Regions from separate parts of the Homo sapiens genome. Here region 1 is linked to region 2. The links are chromatin contacts, found by Hi-C or POLR2A ChIA-PET in ENCODE. All regions are on one chromosome and are shown on one strand. The core of a region is the stretch at or near the end of the contact, and the rest is flanking DNA. Distances in the headings are between cores, read along the strand shown. Region 1 holds the start of ABR-AS1 (ABR antisense RNA 1). Region 2 holds the start of DPH1 (diphthamide biosynthesis 1).

What was found. A loop is a pair of places that touch in the nucleus more often than their neighbours do. ChIA-PET counts read pairs that join two places held with the same protein, here RNA polymerase II (POLR2A). Pooled maps may share reads with other maps.
Region 1: a loop to region 2 is called in a pooled map, with 5 times the contacts of the local background. The contact joins the promoter of ABR-AS1 here to the promoter of DPH1 in region 2. A Hi-C loop is called at or near these places in 3 of 50 pooled maps. POLR2A ChIA-PET finds 5 or more read pairs at or near these places in 3 of 52 experiments (A549, B cell and activated B cell).

What each region holds. Positions count from the first base shown.
Region 1 is chr17:1,179,094-1,184,470 of GRCh38, reverse strand. ABR-AS1 (ABR antisense RNA 1) reads right to left here and starts at 2,844. Exons shown (of 3, transcript NR_187271.1): 1 at 2,543-2,844; 2 at 2,160-2,204. It overlaps ABR (ABR activator of RhoGEF and GTPase), which reads left to right and starts at 4,490. Exons shown (of 23, transcript NM_021962.5): 1 at 4,490-4,804. The coding sequence starts at 4,744. RefSeq lists an enhancer at 3,683-4,449.
Region 2 is chr17:2,028,412-2,033,990 of GRCh38, reverse strand. DPH1 (diphthamide biosynthesis 1) reads right to left here and starts at 3,838. Exons shown (of 13, transcript NM_001383.6): 1 at 3,761-3,838; 2 at 334-486; 3 at 149-212. The coding sequence starts at 3,821. RefSeq lists enhancers at 2,907-3,498, 3,499-4,090.

The DNA of each region.
Region 1 (5,377 bases), core at 1,595-4,094, 850 kb after region 2:
TTTTATTTTTTATTTTTGAGACGGAGTCTTGCTCTGTCCCCAGGCTGGAGTGCAGTGGCGTGATCTCAGCTCACTGCAAGCTCCACCTCCCAGGTTCACACCATTCTCTCGCCTCAGCCTCCCGAGTAGCTGGGACTACAGGCGCCCGCCACCATGCCCAGCTAATGTTTTGTATATTTAGTAGGGACGGGGTTTCCCCGTGTTAGCCAGGATCGTCTCGATCTCCTGACTTCGTGATCCACCCACCTCGGCCTCCCAGAGTACTGGGATTACAGGCGTGAGCAACTGTGCCCGGCTCTGGCTTTTTTTTTTTTGAGAGGGAGTCTCACTCTGTTGCCCAGGCTGGAGTGCAGTGACAGGATCTCGGCTCACTGCTGGGATTACAGGCACATGCACCACGCCTGGCTAATTTTTGTGTTTTTAGTAGAGACGGGGTTTCACCATGCTGGCCAGGATGGTCTCGAACTCCCAGACTCAGGCTATCTGCCCATCTCGGCCTCCCAAAGTGCTGGGATTACAGGCATGAGCCACCGCGCCTGGCCAGTCCCAGCTTTTAAGGACCTGATGGGCCAGTGAGGGTGCAAACTCTCGGTTTTTTGGTCATCACAGTCTATTTTTGGTTTTGGTTTTTCATTTGAATGTAGAGGGCCCCACTCCCTCCCACCCACTGTGTATTCAGCCTCTGCACGCACCGGGGCTCCCTGCCTGGCCCCCGCATGGGAACATATTTTTGTCATCAGCGGTGACCTCTGGGTGATCAAGGAAGCAGAGACTCCTGGGGCCTTCCTGTCGTGTGCAGTGGAGCTGAGCTGCTAACATGAGAAGGGAGGAAATGTGGAGATACCCAGTTTTGGTTCTAGGGCCCGTCCCCTTTTTTCTGTCCTGGCCAAGAACCAAGGCTTCTACCTTGATTGGTAGAAGCAAGAGTTGGTCGTTGGAGAGGCCGTGAGTAGCACGTGCTTGGGAATTAGGAGCAGGGCAAATAGCCTTGAAAATGGGATGTACCTTCTTCCCACTCAGCCCCTCGTCATTAACCCAGTGCTCCTGGCGGTGCACCCAACCATGAAATCCCCTTTAAGTCCAGTGATGAGGCAGGAGCAGGCAGGTCACCCTGGGGTTGGAGAGCCGCAGACAGTCTGAGTGCACAGGCTGGAGGGAGGGCTGGGAGGGTGGAGAGCACTGGCCCCAGGGACTGTCTGGGGAATGCTTAGAAGGGGCCTGGAGGAGGCAGCGTGATAGATGGGGGTTCAGTGCCTTGGGGAGCACTGGCTGGTCCCCACCCGGTCCACATTTAGCTGAATCAGGAAGGTCTGTCTGCCACAGCTCCCCGCTCCTCTGACAGATTGGGGTTGATCGCTGGGGTTAGAGCACTTCAGGGTAGCATCACCTTTGGCAAAGCCCGGAGGAGAAGGACTCTTTAACTCCTTCCTTCCCAGCGCGTGACGTTGGATCTCCCCAACTCCTCAGTGCCAGGGATGCGGAGGTTTCTGTTCCCACCCAAATCACTGTGGTGCTCAAAGGCTCACACACTTGTCTCTGTGGCCAAGGTTAGCATCTGGCCGTGGTGTTAACATCTACTGGAAGCCATCCAACAAAGGCATCAAGGGAATCTCGAAGTGACTGCCCTTTCCTGAGACACGTTGTCTGAGACAGACGTCTGGAGATGGAAGAGGGTTGACAGGGTTTCCCAGAGGGTGGTCTCTAACCCCATGGACCCGCAGAGATTTCTCAGGACCTTCAGCACCCGGTGATCACCAGTTAGCTGGCCGTGGAGGCAGTATGCGTGGTGTTTAAGAGCATGAACAGGCCGGGCGCGGTGGCTCACGCCTGTAATCCCAGCACTTTGGGAGGCCGAGGCGGGCGGATCACGAGGTCAGGAGATCAAGATCATCCTGGCTAACAAGGTGAAACCCCGTCTCTACTAAAAATACAAAAATTAGCCAGGCGTGGTGGCACGTGCCTGTAGTCCCAGCTACTCGGGAGGCTGAGGCAAGAGAATGGCGTGAACCCGGGAGGCGGAGCTTGCAGTGAGCCGAGATTGTGCCACTGCACTCCAGCCTGGGCGACAGAGCGAGACTCTGTCTCAAAAACAAACAAACAAACAAACAGAAAAAGAGCATGAACAGAGTGCCAGGGTTCAAGTCCCAGCCCTCACTTACCCTCTGAGTGGGTTACTCAGCTGCTCAGGGCCTCGGTTTTCTGACCTGGAAAATGGAGAAAACAGAGATAACAGTGACATTCACGGTGAGATCACGCTAGTGAACGAAACGCTAAGCCGGGCACACAGTCGGTGTTCTGTGTTCGTTATCAGAAGTTTCCTCTGTAGAGCCCTCAAGATTTGTCTCTCCCTCTACCCTCTATCGTGTTGTGGAGTGGAGGGTCCGAGAGTGCCAGGATTGGACAGAATGTAGACAGAAAAAAGCAAACTATGGCAACGCGAAGGAAAGCAACTGCCACATTTTAGCTTGGAGGATGCTGAAAATAGCTTGTTCAAGCCTTTGTAGATAAAAATGTAAAATGTACGCAAATGTATGTGACTCACGCAGAAGCATACATCCATAGCTCCCTCACAGTCAGCGCCGGATGTGGCCATCAGGAAAACCCCACAGTGTGGGGAGAGGGCCCGAGCGTTCTTGCTTGTTGTTGTTTTGAGGAGGGGACGGTGCTGCTGCCTCCTGGGCTGGTGGCTCCTGGTGGCGGCAGCTCACGCCCGTTTCCACCTTTCCCCTGGGCTGTCTTCCGAGAGTTCCAGGTGGGAAGAAGAGATGCCCTTGGCCCCTCATGGCTCCTCCGGCCTCGCGGTCCTCCGAGAGCCTGCTCGTTCCCTTCCCATGCCGAAGCTCTATTTCTGGAGCGTCTCATTGGAGATGCACGCCCCCTCCCTGCCAAGCTCCAGGTGCCTGCTTGGCCCTCCCAATCCTGTGTGCTAGTCAGGGACGGTGGGAGGGTGACAGCTGCAGGGAGGGGCGGCAAGAGACAGCGCTGGTGCCTGAGCCAGGAGGATTGGGGCGGAGGGAGCCCTGGGGACGCAGGGACGGGCTAATAATATTGAAAACCACTTCTGCTGCAGCCACCTGTAGAGGCTTCCCCACCCAGAGCATCATCCTGTGCGTCTCCCAGGGGCTCCCCAGCCTGTGATGAGTGGGTGACCCCCATCTCCCCTGGGGCAGCTGCAGAGGCCTCTGCCCAAGCAGCTTATGGGGCTTCCTCTCAGCATCCTGGGGGAGGAGCTGCTTCTCCCCTTAAGAACTAGATGTGTGTGTGTCTGTTTGGAGTGATGAGGACCGACCCCCACACCCCTCCAGCGTTCTGCGGGTGCCGACCACACTGCCCCCGGCAAAGGCCAGGCTGACTTAACCTTCCTGGTAGGCCTCTGTAGGGCTGGGCTCCCAGAAGTTTTCCCCTTAAGCTGCCTGGGGATGGGGTGGGGTGGAGACAGCTCCGGTATCTGAAATGTCACTATCTGGGGTACCGGGCCCCCTGGGTGGGCCCCACTGCTTCCCTTTCCCTGGGTTCAGGAAGGGGCTTCAGCCCCACTGCCCTGGACCCCCCTGGCCTGACTCCCCTCCTGTCCTTCCCTGCTCCAGGGTCGCTTGGCCCAAAGAGGTCTGTGGGGAAGCTGCCATGGCTCCCACAGAATCAGCCCACAGGAGACAGGCATGGGGCCCCCAATCTCTTCACTGCCCTTGGGCGAGGGGGTCTTCCTTAGAGGGAATTTCGTCTCTAAACGGTCATTTCTCAGGCCTCTTGACCCGACTTCCCACCATTTCTAGGTGATGATGCAAACACGATGGGCTTTCCAGGCCGCGGCTCGGGGTCCCCAGGAGGGGTCCTGGAGGGGAACGCGTGGAGCCCTTGGGGCTTCTCCTGGCTCCAGTTTGTCCTCCGCCCAGGAGGGGCACATGTGGGACTGTCCTGGCCCCACAGCCCCCGTGACTTCGGTCCTCCCGGGTCTCCACCCGCCCCCCTCCATGTGTGGCGGGAACGGCCGCGCTCAGAGGTCAGGGGTGTGGAAAGGGACGAGCGGGGGAAGGTTCGGGAGGAGAGAGGCGCGTCCCGCGGCGCGCAGGACGTTCACCCCGTGGGTCCCGCAGCGGGTCTGGCTGGGGAGGGGCCCGGCCGCCGCTCCCGCCCGCGAAGCCGCGCTTGGAGATCCCGGGCGGGAGGTGATGTCACCCCTGTGGGCTCCCGGGCCCCCCACGGCACCTGGTTTGCGGATCGCCAGGATCCTGCTGAGCCCGGCGCGGGGGGGACGAGGGGGACCTGGGTCTGCGCCGCCGCCTGGAGACCCCCCGAGACCCCCGCGGCCCCTCCTCGCCCAGCGCCGGAGCCCCGCTGCCCCCTTAGCCCGGCCGGGGGCGTCCTGCGGAGGGCGGAGCCTCGAGCCGATTGGTCCCTCCCCGCCCCGCCCCCGCACCAAAGCCCCGCCCCCGCACCAAAGCCCCGCCCCACCACGAAGCCCCACCCCCGCCCCGCCCCCCGCGAAGTTGCTCATCGGTTCCGGGATCCGCAGCTGGGCTCGGCGCGGCCGCTGGGGCCGGGAGGGTTCGGGAGGGTTTTGGGGGCTCCCGCCCCGCCCTCGCCCCTGCCCCGGCCGCCCCGCGCTCCTCCCGGGGACCTGGTTCCCGGCCTCCTCGCCCCTCCGCGCTCGCAACTTCGGCCTCCCCCGGCTCCCGCCCGCTCTCCCTCCTTTGTTGCGCGATGAGGGTCGGGTTTCGGATCTGACCGAGCCGCCGCCGCGGGATGGAGCCGCTCAGCCACCGGGGCCTGCCGCGCCTGTCCTGGATCGACACCCTCTACAGCAGTACGTGTGCCGGGCGGGGGCGGGACCCCAGGATCGGGATCGGGACCCCAGGATGGAGATCGGGACCCCAGGATCGGGATCGGGACCCCAAGATCGGGATCGGGACCCAGGCACCGGGCTGGTCCGGGGAGCGCGGGCGGGGGCGAGATCGGGGTCCGGATCGGGGTCGGGTTGGGAATCGGGATCGGGGTCGGGACCCAGGAGCCGGGCTGGTCTGGGGGGCGCGGGCGGGGGGTCCCCAGAGAGGATTCCTGCGGTCCGGGGGCGGGGACCGTGGGCGGACCGAGCCGAGAGCTGCGTCCCCCCTCCCACCTGTTGTGAACCCGGCCTCCGCGAGCCTCAGGGGAGGGAGGCCCTTCTGGGTGCTGCCCCCGCCCCTGGACCGGCAGCTTCTCTGTCCAGGCTGAAGCCGAAAGGCCGTTTTGGGAGCAGTCGTTGGCACCCGAGTTTGCCACCCCAGGGGCACCGGGTCATGTGTGGTTCAGGGCCCAGGGGTTCGGTGCTGGGGTGGGATCGGGTGGGAGGGGAGACGGGGGGTGCAGATATCCGCGGGGGCCGTTTGGATGCGGGAGC
Region 2 (5,579 bases), core at 2,589-5,088:
GTGTGTGTATGGTTGTGGGAGGGAAAGGGGGAAGGTGGAGGTTCAGAAGGAAAAAATGCCCGCCACCAGGGCTTTACCCACCCGGGTAATGAGCATAGGGGGTGGGGGAAGCCTGGCTCACCCTCCTCTCCAGTGCCCCAAGCCTCACCTTTCCAAGATATCCACAATGGTACAGGCAAAGAGGAGGAGGCCTTCCGGCATTTGCAAGGCCACTGCAAGACGAGCAGAGACATGAGAGGTGGAGGGCTAGGAAGGGGCTGCAAGGGGGACACTGTCCCATCTGGGCCAGGCAACCTCTCCACCCCAACCCCAGCTCAATGATCACAGGCTCACCCTTCTTGGCCTGGGCTTGTTGGATCCTCCAGATGGTCTTGGGGATCTCAAAGTTGTAGTTGGAAGGCAGGACCCGGATTGCTGCCTGCAGCTGAGGGTTCTTCAGGATCTCAGGGGGGATCTGATTGGCCACGCGGCCCCGAGGGGCCCGACCTAGAATGGATATAAGGCCTGAGTTGGTGTCTGTCTTTGGCTGAAGCCAGATTGAGATGGAATAGGGATCCCTTTTCAGGGCCTGCCGGTGCCCCCGCTCAAGCATAGAAATAAAAATTTTGAGTCATCTCAAGAAAAATCCCAGGCATCTTAGCTAGCCCTACAACCAGCAATTAGGGAATTAAATAACTTGCTAAACAAGAAGATAATAAACAACAGTCACCCAAGTCAGAGTCACGAGATGCCTGGTTCCCTATAGAAACTACACATAACACCTTGACATATATCCCTAAGTTGTTTTTCAGAAACCAGGACACCCACCCCCCCACCAGGTGAAAAATGCCAACTAATTGCTGTCATGTAAGACCTCAGACAGACTGAAGCCAGAAAATAGGTAAGAAAGTTCCAGAAATTCCCCAGCCCTTAATTCACTTTAAAGATCCCCAGAAGCCCAGCCTTTAAAAACCCTCTGCAGCCGGGCGCAGTGGCTCACGCCTGTAATCCCAGCACTTTGGGAGGCTGAGGCGGGCGGATCACGAGATCAGGAGATCGAGACCATCCTGGCTAACACGGGGAAATACTACTCTCTACTAAAAATACAAAAAATTAGCCGGGCCTGGTGGCAGGCACCTGTAGTCCCAGCTAAGGCAGGAGAATGGGGTGAACCCGGGAGGCGGAGCTTGCAGTGAGCCGAGATCACGCCGCTGCACTCCAGCCTGGGCAACAGAGCGAGACACCATCTCAAAAATAAATAAATAAATAAAATAAAAACCCTTTGCTTGTAAGCCATCAGGAAGTTTAGGTCTTAAGCTTTAGCTGCCCAGTCTCCCTGCTTGGTGCCTTACAATAAATGCTTGTTCTCTCCCTGCAAATCTCCATGTCAGTGTTTGGCTTTTGCTTTGTGTGGATGGGAAGACCCAAGTTGAGTTTGGTAACAAGACCCAGCTAAGCTGTTAACTCCACCAAGTTTAAGGGCCAGATCCAGACACCAAGGGGGTTGGCCCAGCTTTCGTTCTCACTGAATTCATCCTGAAGGTAGAGACAATTCATTAAGCCAGAAGGTAACCGGTATAATTTCCATGTTGTGAAATCACTGGGAATCGAAGACTTGAGCCCATGAATAGAATATGGCTCACCTTCTTCCTCAGGAGAACAGAGGTGACACCAGGGGCTAAGGGGCAAAGAATGAGTCTGAGTCCATATACTGCTCCCTGATAGAGAACAGCCCTGCGGAAAACCTAAGAGTCAGTCTAGCCAGCCCAGCCAGCCTGGGAGAATGTCCCCCCTCTCCCACCTCCTGAGGACACCTTGAAGTTTTGAGCTTCTAGATATGAGGTCTATAAGCAAACCGTTAAACATGAATACTAACTTAAAAGACTGCCCTCCTGACTCAGAACCCCACTGACTGTGGCCACACTGTTCGTTCTTTCACGCTTACCTCTCCTCATTTAAAAGGGAAATAAACATCATACATTTAACTGACTTAGCTGTCCCATTGCTCCTCCTTACTCTTAAACCAGGAAGGATGGAAAGAACACTTGAGTCAGGGTGGTGGACGTACCAGTAAGGACAGAAAAGTGACCTTGTCCCTTAGAGACCAGCAGTCTAGTGGGGGAAAAGACAGGTATACACATAATTACAACTCCTGGAGTAAAGGGGAAACCGTAGCCCTTAGCAAACTGCAACTCTTACTCTGGTCTCATCCTACTCCTAAGTAGGATAAAAAATAATAAGCTGAATAAACAATTCATCTTATTATTTTTTAAGGCAGGGTCTCACTCCATCACCCAGGCTGGAGTGCAGGGGTGCAATCATGGTCCACTGCGGCCTCGACGTCCTGGGCTCAAACGATAATCCTCCCACCTCAGCCTCCCCAGTAGCTAGGACCACAGGCATGTGCCAAGACGCAGGGCTAATTTTTTTTTTTTTTTTTTTTTTTGAGACAGAGTCTCACTCTGTCTGTTGGCCAGGCTGGAGTGCAGTGGTGCAATCTCGGCTCACTGCAACCTCAGCCTCTCGGACTCAAGCAATTCTCCTGCCTCAGCCTCCCGAGTAGCTGGGATTACAGGCGTGTGCTACCACACGCGGCTAATTTTTGTATTTTTAGTAGAGACAGGGTTTCCACCATGTTGGCCAGGCTGGTCTCAAACTCCTGACCTCAGGTAATCCGCCCGCCTCAGCCTCCCAGAGTGCTGGGATTACAGGTGTAAGCCACCGTGCCCGGCCACGCACGGCTATTTTTTATTTTTTTGTGCATACAGGGTCCCCCTATGTTTCCCAGACTGGTGTGGAATTCCTGGGCTCACACAATCCTCCTTAGCCTCCCAAAGTGCTCAGACTAAAGGTGTAAGCCACTATGCCCTGCCCCGACAATTAAGCTTAGTTCAACCCCGTTATCTCTTCAGGAGCCACAGAGTCTGAGGATATGAAAAGGCAAGAAATTAACTTATTCAACGAATATGTATTGAGACTGTGCTATGTGCCACAACTTCTGCTAGGGCCCCACACTATGATAGGAGGGACCCGCCCAGACATGAGGCTTCACCCACTGTGTGGGCGGCGGTGGGGATGGTCCAGCGGAGGCTGGGGCCCTGAGATCAGATTTGAACGTTACCACTGCTATGGTTTTTGGCCAGTTGTTTCAAAAGCCTTGGACAATCAGCCTAGGCTTCCTAGGCCCATTACAGATCCTCCTCTGACAGGTCCCTAGTGGTCGCTGGCGTGTAAGGAACTGCTAACATTAGCCCTTCAATGTGTCCCAGGGACCAGTAGGCACCTCCTCCTTTATCACGTGGCTATGATATGTTTACATTAACATTCCCCCAGTAGACTGAGATCTCTGATTCTAGTACCTGCACCCAGCGCAGGCCTGGCATTCGGTGGGCGCTCAGTTAATGCCTGGCGAATGAAACCTTTTGCCTCTTCCCTGAAAGCATTCCCTGAGGGCGCACTCGTAAAATGCCCGCTGCATCTGGCCTGGCCCTTTCCCTCCCCGTCGAGTCCATTTTATCCGTCTACCCGCCAAGACAAGGCTGTAGTTTCCGATTGGAGGATTAAGGGCTGCTCTCGGTCGTGCCCTAAAGCTGCAAAAGACTGGTACCCCTGGGCTCCGGCTGACAGCGACCCCGAGCTGGTGACAGCGGCCCAAGGCGACTAACAGCGGGATCTAGCGGAGAAAGGCGCCGCCGCCGTTAAAGGGGGTTGGTCCTGTCCCTAACTTGGGGGCCCCGCCCCGAGATGCGAGGTCTGGAGGGCGCAGCGTTCCAGCACCCACCTCTGCCAGGGCCGTCTCGGCCGCCCTGCTCCGCTGCCCCGGATACGACCAGCGCCGCCATCACCTGCCTGCGCATGTGGTACTAAAAAGACAGCGCTGGAAGAACGCGGAGAGCGCAGACATTGCGATCGATCGCCGATCGGCCAGCGGGGGCGGGGGATACCCGCTGGGCGGGGCCATAAAGGAGGAGATAGGGGCGGGGCTGTAGTGGGCTCCACCCCAGCCCAGAATGCCGGGACTCAGGATTCCCTAGAGGTCCCCGACTATGCAGTTGCCCTTGCCCTGCGACTTAGTCTCCCACTCCTCTCCCCGGCCGGGCACGAGCCTGGCACTCCCGGACCGGTGCTCTCCTATGTGCGAACTCCCTGCACGAACTCTGCAGGCCGAGTCTTGTGAAGGGGACACCCACCAGATGTTCCTTGAGCCCCCCCTGCCAGTCTCCCCTCCTGGTAAGCAGTGGTCGGTCACCCGGCCGCCGTGTGGGGCCACGTTCCCTACCTAGGGGGACTCTACTGTCCGGCAGGACAGAACTCAGGGACCACCAGCCCAGCTCCAAGTTGAGAGTCTTGGTGCAGGTTTGTGGATCGCCCTTATCAGCTTTTTAAATTATTTTTTTTGAGACAGGGTCTTGGTCTGTCGCCCAGGCTGGAGTGCAGTGGTGCGATCATGGTTCACAGCAGTCTCAACCTTCTGGGCTCAATTCATCTTCCTGCCTCAGCCCCCTGAGTACCCGGGACCACAGGCGTACGTTCAGCTAATTTTTTTTTTTTTTTTTTTTTTTTTTTTTAGTAGAGATAAGGTTTCACTATTTTGCTCAGGCTGGTCTTGAACCTCTGGACTCAAGCAATCCTCCCACTTTGGCCTCCCAAAGTGCTGGGATTACAGGCGCGAGCCACTGCACCCAGCCTTTATCACCTTTAGAATCCACTGCGTAGACCCTGTAGAAACTGCCCCTCTGGGGAAGGCCCACAGCCTGAGGGTGCTTTCCTGGGAAGGTGGGCAGTGGAGGACTGTGATGTCTAACCCTTCTGGACCCTGGCCAACCTTTGCCCTGCCCCTCAGGGCTGGTCTTTCTCCTGATCACTGGCCAGAGCCCCAGAGACCCCAAAGAGAAGACAGCCAGTGAGACGGCTTTGACCTGTGGAAGAGCAAAGTACCTGCAGGACTGGCCCTCAGCAGTCTGTCCCGTGGAACAATGGTCTTCCAGGTCTGACGGTCTACCCAGCCCCCTGGCATCCTCCTCCTCTCTCTGCGGTGGTGCTGTGATCACAGCTGGCCCTTTAAGTCAGCTCTGTGTCCTCGGGCTCCCCCAGAGGCCCTCCCTGCTTGGAAACCCCTAATTAAGGTGCAGGGAGAAGTAAAAACAAGCAGCCAGAGACAGGCCCTGCCTGGGAGGCTGCCCAGAGAGGAGGAATGGCTGGACAGGCAGGGAGTGAGCAGCTGAGGGACCATCACCAAGGGTCAGTGCTGTGCCCCCCAGGCCACCGGCACTCTTAGGACAGGTAGCTCTAGACAGAAAAGTGACCAATGTGGGTCCCAGGAACACTCCCCTCAACTCGATAAGCGTCCGGACTAGACCTTCCCATCTCCCCCCAGCTTCTCTGGATCCCCAGGGTGCAAGATCTGAATTCTGGGAGCTCAGCCCCTCCTCTCTCAGGACACTGCTGCCCAGCCTGTGGACAGCCTTAGCTGTGACTGCAGCATGGAGTTTCAAGGGGAAAGGACTGGCTCCAACTGAGCAATGGCTTCTCCCTAGCAGGCGCCATATCCCTTGGGACCTTTCCCTCATCAGAGGTGGGGCCTGTTTGATGGCAAAAGT